Linked DNA regions of Homo sapiens: region 1 is linked to region 2. Evidence: chromatin contacts called from ENCODE Hi-C or POLR2A ChIA-PET data. All regions are on one chromosome and are shown on one strand. Each heading gives the region's core, a stretch centred on a gene start or an enhancer-like site at or near the end of the contact. The rest is flanking DNA. Distances are from core to core; before and after follow the strand shown.

Evidence for each region. A loop is a pair of places that touch in the nucleus more often than their neighbours do. ChIA-PET counts read pairs that join two places held with the same protein, here RNA polymerase II (POLR2A). Pooled maps may share reads with other maps.
Region 1: a map of naive thymus-derived CD4-positive, alpha-beta T cell shows a loop between it and region 2 (10-fold over the local background). The contact joins the promoter of CEP112 here to the promoter of TANC2 in region 2. A Hi-C loop is called at or near these places in 1 of 168 maps with a recorded cell type or tissue (naive thymus-derived CD4-positive, alpha-beta T cell) and 4 of 50 pooled maps. POLR2A ChIA-PET finds 5 or more read pairs at or near these places in 1 of 52 experiments (A673).

What each region holds. Positions count from the first base shown.
Region 1 is chr17:66,190,841-66,193,713 of GRCh38, forward strand. CEP112 (centrosomal protein 112) reads right to left here and starts at 1,293. Exons shown (of 27, transcript NM_001199165.4): 1 at 1,157-1,293.
Region 2 is chr17:62,964,970-62,967,669 of GRCh38, forward strand. It overlaps TANC2 (tetratricopeptide repeat, ankyrin repeat and coiled-coil containing 2), which reads left to right and starts at 1,266. Exons shown (of 28, transcript NM_001394998.1): 1 at 1,266-1,780. RefSeq lists a silencer at 1,153-1,342.

The sequences.
Region 1 (2,873 bases), core at 43-2,542, 3.2 Mb after region 2:
CAAAGAATACACTTCATTCATATCACACTCCTTGCCAAACAAAACAAACGTTCTTGGAAGTTGTGTAAAACCCATTTTGTTCAATCAAATCATATTTTAAATATATTGTGGGTCATTAAAGAAAACTGGAAACGTCGACAAATTAAAAAGGATTAGAGGTGCACGTTTTCTCTGGCTTACACGTGTGGATGTTTTGACAAGAGCCTTCCCTGACTCTACCCGTAGCTCAGTGTGTGCTTTAGAAACAAATCTCAGTTTATTCTCTGGCCCGGCCCTACCATTTCCGCACCATTTCCATGGTCATTTCACAGAGGAAGAAGGAAGCTGAGGCTTAAGTGAGGTGAAGTCACTGACCTAGGTTCTTAGTGGACAGTGACAGCTGGGCCTGAACACTGCACAAATTATTAATACCATGCATTCCACTAAGCTGCAGCCTGACCACTGTGGAGAGGCTCATGGAATTTAATGTGCCTTTTCTATCTTATTTTGACTCATCTTAAAATATTAAAAACAAATAAAAGTAGCCGTGCAATGATCAGAAAAGCTGTTCACATTTACTTATGTCGTTCTCTTGAACACTTAAAAATAATTAACTCAGAAACACAGGGTAGCATCCTACATGCGGCGGTGCTGGGCTTGGGCCTCTCCAAGCGGCCTATGACTTTCTGCAAACCAACCAGCGCCCTGGTTCTGTCCCCGCAAATCCAGCTGATTGTTCTGAGACTCTTTTCTGGGACGGAATTGAAAACTCCAGCGGTGCCGTTCCTGGCAGTCCCTTCCTCGGCCCGCCGAGGCCCAGGCCCAGGCCGCGCTCCTACCTTGTCCAGGACACAGATTTCCTCTCCCAGTCGCAAACCCTTGGGTCAGACTCTTGGACCACGTCAGACCGATCAAACCGGCTGATCAAACTTTACTTAGAACTTTCCCAAGTCGTCCCGGCCTGGATCGCGCTCTGCCTGCCGGGGACACCACAGCGGGCAGCGCCGGGACCCCAGGGGCGCGCGCCCCCCAGGCCCGGAGAACGGGCCCAGGGCCTGAGGGCGACGCCCCTTCCCGAACGGGCCCGCAAGGGCGGGGCGGCAGCCACCGGCGCAAAATTCCACTCAAGAACCTGGTGGGAGGGGCGGGGGAAGGAAATTCAGAAAAAAACGAGAACCTGGCACCACCACACGCAAGCTTTCCGCTCGGCCGCTGCCGCCAACGCCGCCGCCACCGCCGCCCCTGCCAAACGGTTTCAAATCCTTGCGGGCCGCTGGGTCGCCGCCGCCCAGCAGCCCGGGGGCGGGGACTTTCGCGCTCGCATTTCCCCGCCCCCTACTCCACCCCTCTAGCCTGCGGTGCGGTTGCCATGGCGACGTTCCCGGCGGCGGCGACCACCGGCGCCCCAGGCTGGGGGCGGAGACTTCCGCGCGGGCATTTCTCCACCCACAGGTGGCGGCGTGCGCGCGGCCCCGTTGCCATGGCGACGCTCCTGCTGGCCCAGCAACCGCCAGACTCGCACCCCAGCTTGTGGGCCCCTTGGCGGGTCCCCAGTCGAAGCTTCCGGGATAACCCGACCACAGTTTGAATGCTGCTGCCCTCCCGCATCCCGCGCAGAGTCGCTTATGATCACCTTAGGGGCCGTGGCGAAAAAATAAGGGCACAGAAAATGGGGCGGCTGGAGGATGTTCACAAAAGGGGTGATCCGTTATGTGGACAGACATCAGAGTTGAATGGGTCTCAAGTGAAAATTTCCTCACTCTCTGATATATCAAAACCCAAGTCAAATTCTTCAAAAGGTTCTTTTTAAAACCTATCTCACTGGAAGTAAACACCAACAGCTAGCTCTTCCTTGTCTCAAAGACAAATCATGCTAAGGAAAATAAAGGGTACAGAATGCTTTTAAGAATGTTTAGTTTTCAAAAGCATACTTGAACATGTTTATAACTAGGGAATGATATATAATCCAGATAATTAGTACTGAGAATCAAGGATGCAAAATCAAGCATGCAATTGCAGGAATTTAACCAGTCAGTTAATACATTCAAGATAGATAAACTGGCCGGGCGGGGTGGCTCACGTCTGTAATCCCAGTACTTTGGGAGGCCAAGGTGGGCGGATCAGGAGGTCAGGAGATCGAGACCATCCGGGCTAACACGGTGAAACCCTGTCTCTCCTAAAAATACAAAAAATTAGCCAGGCGTGGTGGCACACGGCTGTAATCCCAGTTACTCGGGAGGCTGAGGCAGGAGAATTGCTTGAACCCGGGAAGCAAAGGTTGCAGTGAGCCGAGATTGCGCTACTGCACTCTAGCCTGGGCGACAGAGCGAGACTCAAAAAAAAAAAAAAAGATAAACTACCCTACTCCAGCCTCAGGAGGAGGAGGACATTGGTCAAAGGAAACAAAATTTAAGTTAGATTGGAGGAATAAGTCTAAGCGATCTATTTTACAACGTGGTGACCATAGTAAATGATAATGTATTGTGTTCTTGAAAATTGCTAAAAGAGTACATCTTAAGTGTTCTCATCACAAAATTAATAAGTATGTGAAGCAACGCTTATGTTAATTAGCTTGACTTAGTCATTTCACAATGTTGTGCATAATAAATATATGCAATTTTTAGAATCATAAACTGCATTGCTGAAAGAATATGAAATGAATTTGACAAATGGTGTCTAAATAAACATGAAAAGAAAAATAGAAGATAAATAAATAGAAGATAAATCAAAGAAAAAATGTAACAAGCTCAAGCTCATCTCAGAGGAAATAACTATAGCAGAAAAATATAACTGAAAATGAAAAATGTCTTTAAATATTTCCTCTACTTAGGTGAAAATAAGATGAGTAGATCTCCCTTCCCGCTTTTAAGAACAAGCTGATTGTCATTTTTTTC
Region 2 (2,700 bases), core at 16-2,515:
TAGCTCTGACTTTGCAAGCATTCACTGTAAAGAAGAGCTGTTGGATGGACATGTTCATATCCAGTTTCTTGTATTGTTCTGAAATTAATACTAATTTTTGAAAATCGAAGAAACTCCTGGATGAAGTGCTACAGGATGGGGCAGATTAAAGTGCTGTTATCAAACAAACCTCTCTACCTTGGAAGCGCCACAGACAGAGCTTCCTTGATTGATGTAATTTGGCGCATCTATTTCCAATCATGTCATCTGATTAAGAAGTTGGATGACCACGAAAGGTCATCTCAGTTTATGGAAGGGAAGGCGAGCCGGGCAGAGTTGGTAACGGTGATTGCTTCGCATCATCTTGCAGCACGCGATGATGTTTATGTCCCAAATACCTCCCACAGCCGACTTGCTGTTTTATGATAGGAGGGAAACAGTAGAGGGGAAGAAGATCTAGGTGGAGGGTGAAATATGACCTAACATCGTTCGACGAGGTATTAATGTGGTGGCTTTCCCGCCCTTGTCGACCAGCTCTTAAAACCACGCTACTTCTTAGTCAACCTGGCAGTGACAGAAGCAGCGCCACGACTTTACCTCAGGTTTGCAAGCTGTGGTTGGTGAATTTTCAGCCATTATTCTAAATAACAGTCTCGGTCTCCCCACAAACCCCACTGTTGTTTTGTTTTTCTTTCTCATTCTGATTCTCCCCACAGCCAACCGTGGCCTTTTGAAGTCGTCTACAAACTACCACTGAGAATCCGGGAAAGAATAACTGACACTTGTAGGCTTCGAGGACTCTCAGAGTGATATGTGCCTGAGGTGACCGAAGTGGGGGAGATCTAGGAGAGCATTCCGGTCATCAAAGCAGGAGGACAGGCCCTGAAATGGGCGCACGTGACAGCAGCAGCCACCTCGAGAGTGACATCACCCCTGAGGGCGGAGCCCAACTATGTAGGGCCTTGTCAGTTACCGAGCGTCCTCCCTGCTGCCCCTCCAAATGCCACCCACAAGTCCGAGCCCCCCGGGGATACGAGAAATGCCAGGACATCCCAGAGCGCCAGAGCCAGGGCCCCGTCTCTCCGCGCGGAGGAGGGCTGCGTCCCCACTCCCTCTTCCAGCCGTTCCCCACCCCCAAACTGTGGAAGGGGCGGGGGCGCGCGCGCTCCACCACGCACGCGCCCCCACGCACGCGCGCTCCCTCCGCGCTCGCGCCCCTCCCCACCCCAGCCCGGAGGGGGCGGGGCTGCGGGCGGCCTCAGAGGGTGCGACGCCCCCAGCGCGGCGGCGGCGCTAGCGAGCGGCCGGCGGGGCGCGGGTTGCTGGGCGCGCTGCTCCGGCGGGGCCCGCTGGCACAGCCGCCTCGCGCGAGCCGCCCGCCCGGCGGGGGAAGCTGCGAGCGCTCCGAGCGCCCGGCCTAGGGCCGCTGGCGCTGCCCTCCCGCCGCCACCGCCCTCCGCGCCTCCTTCGGGCGGCCCCGCCCCCATTCCCATCCCCCTCGCGCTCACCTCCCGGCTGTGCCGCGCGCTAGGCGGAGCGAGGCGCCCGCCGCCGCCGAGCCGAGCCGAGGGGCGAGAGCTGGCCCCCGAGCCGCCGCTGACAGGAGCACCGCCGCGGGCTGCGCTCGCCGGCTGCGAGGCCCCGCCGCGCCGTTCCGGGGTGCAGACTCGCCGCGGGGCGTTGGAGGACTGCGAGGTGCTCCGGGAATCGCGGGCGGCGCCGGCGGGCGGCGCGGTCCTCACAGGAGACCCCGGGGACTGGGGCTTGACCCGGAGGTGCAGAGAGCCCCTCAGAGCGGCAGGTAAGGGGCCCGGGGAGCAGGGCGAGGAAAGGTCGCTTCAGTGACAGGGTCGTTCGCCTCCACAGCCTCGGCTCCGGGGAGAGGGGCGGGGGCGAGCGGGGAGACGGCGAAATGGGCAGCGAAGTGCCTCGGTGTCCAAGGCGTGGGGAAGGCTGGCTCCGAATATGACACCAAGGCGGGCTTCAGAGGCGTGTGGGGTCGCCACTTGGCTGTCACCGAAGATGTCATGGAATTTGGTACCTAGAGCGTCTCTGGATGACGGGGACCAAGGATAAGATGCGAGGCGGATTGCTAAACGTGGCAGGGAATGTGGTGCAGAACGAGTTGCAAAATGTGCCCCCAGAATGCAGCATAAAAGTAGTTGCGAAATGTGCCAGGTAAGGCACAGGATGGGCTGGCCTCTGTGGCGTTGAAATTCATGGTCGAAGTGTTATTAGCGATATTAATAATTCCTCTGGGAAAGGAGGTGTAGCATAATAAAAGATTAATAAGGCTCATTGCTAGATATTTTGCCATAGGAAATCGGGAGGAGCTATGATAAGCTATTTTTTTTGAGGTAGAGAAAGTAACCACGTGAAAGAAAAAAAGCAAATTGTGTCTGGCTGTGAGATTGGAAAGAAAAAATAGGGCTAAAATAATTCCAGGTTTTGCCATCAGCGTGTAGAGCATTGGTACAATTGTATCCAGTCTTCATTTCCAGGTGTGGAATGTTTAGAATGGTCTTCACAAAACATAAACAATGATAATTAACATTAGGAAGAAGATTTGGTGTTTCGGGTGTCTTTCACTCTCTTCTCTGCTCCTCTCCAGGAAAAGAAACAAACAAAACCCCAAACGTCTTGACCATAATTATGAGTTAAAGATCATTAGGCAAAGGGAAGTATTTTTCGTATGTGCCCTTTTCCTGATTTTTACACAGG